Linked DNA regions of Homo sapiens: region 1 is linked to region 2. A link is a loop called in an ENCODE intact Hi-C map of the cell type or tissue named here. Cell type or tissue: ovary. All regions are shown on one strand. Links, peaks and the distances in the headings refer to the core of each region. The heading gives the core; the rest is flanking DNA.

The links. Hi-C counts contacts between places; a loop is a spot of excess contacts. Peaks named below come from ENCODE experiments on the same cell type or tissue, not always from the same donor. Only the 100,000 strongest peaks of a DNase experiment are listed, where the experiment ranks them.
Region 1: a loop joins it to region 2, with 2.6 times the contacts of the local background. A loop is called at or near these places in 72 of 110 quality-filtered maps.

What each region holds. Positions count from the first base shown.
Region 1 is chr17:6,994,307-6,997,185 of GRCh38, forward strand. ALOX12 (arachidonate 12-lipoxygenase, 12S type) reads left to right here and starts at 1,743. Exons shown (of 14, transcript NM_000697.3): 1 at 1,743-1,946; 2 at 2,520-2,721. The coding sequence starts at 1,812. The region is part of intron 2 of ALOX12-AS1 (ALOX12 antisense RNA 1); the gene reads right to left. In ovary, for the core only: no CTCF peak of the experiment used is centred there; a DNase peak (open chromatin) is centred at 1,675; H3K4me3 peaks cover 517 bases.
Region 2 is chr17:6,664,770-6,667,671 of GRCh38, forward strand. No RefSeq gene overlaps it. Among named protein-coding and RNA genes, the nearest start is that of MIR4520-1, 11 kb to the left of the region's middle. In ovary, for the core only: a CTCF peak has its summit at 1,414 (motif pointing right); a DNase peak (open chromatin) is centred at 1,452.

The DNA of each region.
Region 1 (2,879 bases), core at 380-2,879, 330 kb after region 2:
TAGCAGCTAATACATAGAGGGACTACACGCCAAGCACTGTTCTCACTGTTTAGCCATATTCACTCATTTAGCATGCGCAGTAGCTTGAATCCGGTTTTTCAATTATTCATTCCCTCTCTCTGCACGTGGCCGTAGAGTACACTAGAGTGGGCAGAAAATAAGTCACAAAACAGCAAAGAAACAGTGCTTTTGGAAGTAGGTATGAGACAAACTCTTTTCTAGGCAAAAGTAACCCACGAAAATGTGTGTGGAAAGGCCAGATCCTACTATTAGGCAGGATGGGAATTTGAGCCATTTTATTTGGATATTACAGAATGGGGTGACCCCAGAAAACTGGAAGAACTGGGGACCAGCAAATGGCCGACCTGCAGTCCTGAGCAGAGGATGTAGGCCAGAGTGGACCTAGAAGATAAGAAAGGGAATTGAATCCAGTAAGGGACAGACACTTTATTTTTTTATTTTTATTTATTTATTTATTTATTTTTGAGATAGAGTCTGATCTGGAGGCTGGAAGGCGGGGCTAAAACTCCCACTCACTTACCTCTACCAACAACTAGGCCACCAAGTCATTTCTGAGGACTGGCTCAAGAAAGCAGATTTAACTTACACTGGCCTAGCCCAGGCCACCAGATGCATCCACGGAGATCCAAATGCATATAATCACTTGAATCAAGATCTAGACAGGGACGCGTGCAGCAGGCTTCATCTGACTGATTCCTGACACGGGAGAGAAAGCCTAAGCTCCGAATCATCCTTCAATGTTTACAAAGGCCCTAAATAGCAGTGGGCTAATTGCTGTTCCTGGATTTCCAGGAGACCTGAGACCCATGAAGGAGCAGGAAAGAGCTTGGGGATAAAAAATTAATCTGGAACCTACTGGAGCGGAAGGGGCTGCACTCACCTGGAAAAGACAAAGTTCTTGGGAACTGGCCACGTAGGCCAGGTCCCTAAGCAATTCCATCCCGCACCCTAACACCCCGACTGGTGTTCCTGGGTCCCTAACATTGTCTGTACCCGCTTCGGAGGTTGGACAAAATGAGTTTTTCACTGCCCTGCCTCAGGCCTCTCTCAAAGGTCTGGCCCATGATATTTGGTGTACATTGGGACCCCAGCGCCCAGATATTTGAAACGGGGTGGGGAGCGGGTGTTGAGCTGCTACATTTCCAGGTTCTAGGTACCCTGGGGAACCCCTGGTCGTTGACGGAAGCACAGCGTTCAAGGGCGGCAGAGCTCAGGTACTGGAGGACACATGGGCCGCGCCGGGTCTAGCCGCGGGACATCCCCAGACCCCAGCACGGCCTCCCAGGCCGACCTTCCAGAAGCCGGCCCACTGCCTTCCCCGGGTCCCAGCCCAGAAAAGCGGAGACCTTCCCCTCCGTTTGGAAGATGGACTCATCCCCTACTTCCTCCTGGCTCCCCAGAAGACCTGGAGACCTCGGGAAGTGTTCTCATCTATGTTCGCTCCAACCCGGGGGCTCAGGCCCACCTCGATCCCGCCTTCCCGGGAGGTCCAGGAAGGTCCCGCCGCACCCACCCCGTTGGCCTCACCCTGGCTCGGGCCCCTTTATCATCCTGCAGCTACGCTCCGACCAGGAGGCACAGCCAGTCCCCACAGCCGGCTCTACCGCTCTGCTCGCAGGTTTGGGCTAGTCTGGGGCGGGGACTTGGGAGCGCCTAAAACTTGCGAGGAGGGCGGGGCCGCAGACCGGTCCTTTAAAGGTTGGAAGTGGCCCCGAGGCGCCGGCAGCCCTGGGCGGTCCCGGGAATCGCACAGGACCCGGCTCCCCTCGCCTAAGCTGCTGGGGGGCGCCATGGGCCGCTACCGCATCCGCGTGGCCACCGGGGCCTGGCTCTTCTCCGGGTCGTACAACCGCGTGCAGCTTTGGCTGGTCGGGACGCGCGGGGAGGCGGAGCTGGAGCTGCAGCTGCGGCCCGCGCGGGGCGAGGTCAGCGCGGGGAGCGAGGGGAGCTAGGGCAGCGGGGACCCCGGGCCCAGGCCCGGGCCGAGCTGGGCTCGCGGCGGGAGGGCGGGAGGCTGGGGGCGAGGTGACAGCGCGACCTCGCGGACTGGGACTTCCACGAAGCTGGGACGAGGTGGGCAAGATTAGGGACAGGGTCCGCAGCTGGGATCCCGGGCTGGGCTCAACCCCATCTCCCTTTCCCGCCCCTGGTCCCGGCAGCCCCCAGCTCCTTCTCCCAGTGACCCAGAGCCAATGTAAGTATGAGGCCAGAGGTCAGACGTGAAGCTCCTCCAAGAACCGGCGCGGGGAGAGCTCAGTTAATGGGACCCACGTGGGCGATGCTGCTCCAGCATCAGCTCCAGGCGCTGCGGGCCCTCGTCCTCCACCCGACTCCGGGCGTCTGAGACCCAAAGAGCAGGTTGTGCGGGGGCGGGAACGAGGCGATGCTGTCTTTGGAGGCCCTGAGAAACTGAGGTTGCACAGGAGCGCGGCTCTGTCCTCGAAACGGCCTCAGTCGGGTCCCTCCTACTAAGTCTGGCCTGGGTCCGGCCTGCACAGGAGGAGGAGTTTGATCATGACGTTGCAGAGGACTTGGGGCTCCTGCAGTTCGTGAGGCTGCGCAAGCACCACTGGCTGGTGGACGACGCGTGGTTCTGCGACCGCATCACGGTGCAGGGCCCTGGAGCCTGCGCGGAGGTGGCCTTCCCGTGCTACCGCTGGGTGCAGGGCGAGGACATCCTGAGCCTGCCCGAGGGCACCGGTGAGCAGGCGGCGTCGGGGAAGGAGGCACAAGGTCTCGGGAACTGCTGCGGGGCTAGGAGGGCAGAGTTAAGGACGGTCGGAGCAGACTTAGAGGATGTATGGGCCCAGGGCAGGTGAAATGTAGGGATCCCAGGGTGCTGGACAGAAAACGGGAAG
Region 2 (2,902 bases), core at 306-2,805:
GACTCCATCTCAAAAAAAAAAAAAAAAAAAGACCAGGAGATAAGGGCTAAGTAATTAAATTTCTCCTTAGTGTATATTCATTGATCAGATTTTTTTTTACCAAGGCTACTTCACCCATTAGTCATGATAGGGTATAGTCCTAAGGCCTGTGAATTGTTCAAGGGCCTACAAAAATGGCTGAGGCCCAAAAAACTCGTTGCCTTCAAAATACAAAAAGAAAACAAAATTGAAATTAATAAGTGATATAGTTTGGATACTTGTTCCTTCAATCTCCTGTTGAAATTTGATCCCTGGTGTTCGAGATGGGACCTAGTGGGAGGTATTTGGACCATGGGGGCGGATCCCTCATGAATGGCTTAGTGCCATTCCTGCAGAATTGAGTTCTCACTCCTGGTTCCAGCGGGGGATATCGCTGCTAAAAACAGTCTGGCAGCTCCCCTCTCTCTTGCTCTTTTGCTCTCTCCCTGTGATGCCTGCTCTCCTTCACCTTCCATCATGAGTAGAAGTCCCCTGAAGCCCTCGCCAGAAGCAGAGGCTGGTACCATGCTTCTTGTACAGCCTGTAGAATTGTGAACCAGATAAATCTGTTTTCTTTACAAATAACCCAGCCTTGTATGTTCCTTTATAGCAATGCAAAATGGACTAAAACAGTAAGTCCCAATGTGCATAAATTTTAGTATGTATCATATGATATGGATCAGGATCTCCAAAAATAAGAATGTGTATGGTCTAGGAAGGTCTCAAAATGGCTCTTTCAAGGTGTCTATACACTGATATCCAGGCTCCAAGGAGATGATAGTGTGGAGCCTTCTCTCTAAAAGTCCTAAGACTGATAGATTCAGCACAGTATTTGGCCCGGAGTGGCCTGAGACAATACATTTCTTTCTTTTAATTTTATTTTTTTTGAGATGGAGTCTTGCTTTGTCACCGAGGCTGGAGTGCAATGGCACCATCTCGGCTCACTGCAACCTCCTACTCCTGGGTTCAAGAGATTCTCTTGCCTCAGCCTCCTGAGTAGCTGGGATTACAGGCACGCACCATTACACCCAGCTAATTTTTCTTTTTGTTTTGGTATTTTTAGTAGAAACGGGTTTTCACAGTGTTGGCCAGGCTGGTCTCAAACTCCTGACCTCGGGTGATCCGCCTGCCTCTGCCTCCCAAAGTGCTGGGATTACAGGCATAAGCCACCGCCCCTGCCCCAAAGTGTTGGGATTACAGGCGTGAGCCACGGTGCCTGGCTGGTAAACATTATTTCGTGAAACTTTTTTGTTTGGAATCGCAGTGTAAAATATATTTCTGGGAGTCATGGTCAAAAGAGTTGGAGAAAAGTGCGTCTCTAAGTTTTCTCCCAATTAGTGCCCCCTCTTGAGTTCCTGGCCATCTGTTAAATGTGTGCCATGACAGACGATGGACAGTAGAGGGCAGACAATCCCCGCACAGCAGCAAAGGCTGGACTTCGGAGGAGTTGGAAACCACAGGCGAATGCCAAGCAGGACAGAAGCCTGAAGCCAGGCCTGAAGCTTCTGAAAGAGACAGGGCACACGTACCTGGTCCTCCTAGGCATCGCAGCACTCTCTGTGTGATATAACTGCAGCCACTTTCCAGTCTCCATCCACAGGCTGGATCCTTGTCTTTGGATATTTTTCACCTCCCTGGGAGTACTTCCAGGTGTCTAGTTACTTTTAAACCAAGGTCCTGTAAAACCATCTTTGTTCCGTCACCCAGGCTGGAGTGCAATGGTGCGACCTCAGCTCACTGAAACTTCCACCTCCCAGATTCAAGCGATTCTCCTGCCTCAGCCTCCTCGAGTAGCTGGGACTACAGGTGCGAGCCACCACGCCCGGCTAATTTTTGTATTTTTAGGAGAGACAGGGTTTCGCCATGTTGTCTCCAACTCCTGACCTCAGATGATTCTCCTGCCTCAGCCTCCCAAAGTGCAAAGGGATTACAGATGTGAGTCACTGCACCTGGCCTGGCACTTTAATATCGTAGAGCAGAGAACACACACTGAGCTCTCAGTCTCCCCCAGGCACTGTTTGCAGCACTCTACATGTACTAACTCATGCACTCCTCACACCTAGGTGAAGTAGGTCAGGACACTGAGGATTGAGAAGCTTAGGTGACTTACCCAGCATTCCTGGCTAGGAAGAAGCAGAGCCAGGATCCAAACCCAGGCTAGCTGGCTCCGGAGCTTATGCTCTCAACCAGCAGCCGCTGTTGGTACAAGAGGAATAAATGCCTAGTCTTCTACCTACTGTATCTACTCCTAAGGATACTGAGGGTGTGATGTGGTCGGGAGAAACCCTGGAGGCCATCAGAAGAGCAGGGGATATTCAAGCCTAAGATGGGAAGAATGGGTAGACACCACTTCATTCTGCTATCTGAAGGGCTGTCTTTGTCAGAGGCAGCCTCAAGAGCAGAACTAGAATCAAACGGTGAAAAGCTAGGAGGATTTGGGCTCAGAAAAAAAAAAAAGAAAGACTTTAAAAAATGTATTATAAAATCTGGCCGGGCGTGGTGGCTCACGCCTGTAATCCCAGCAATTTGGGAGGCCAAGATGGGTGAATCACGAGGTCAGGAGTTCAAGACCAGCCTGGACAAGATGGTGAAACCCCGTGTCTACTAAAAATACAAAAATTAGCCGGGTACAGTGGCAGCTGCCTGTAATCCCAGCTGCTTGGGAGGCTGAGGCAGGAGAATCGCTTGAACCCAGGGGACGGAGGTTGCAGTGAGCCGAGATCGCACCACTGCACTCCAGCCTGGGCAACAGAGTGAGACTTCGTCTTAAAAAAAAAAAAAAACTTTATTCTACAGACAAACATAGGAAGCCCCATTGAAACCCCAACACTGTGCCACGTCTGTGTCAGATCTCCAGGGAAAACATTTCTCACAGTTGAGCCAG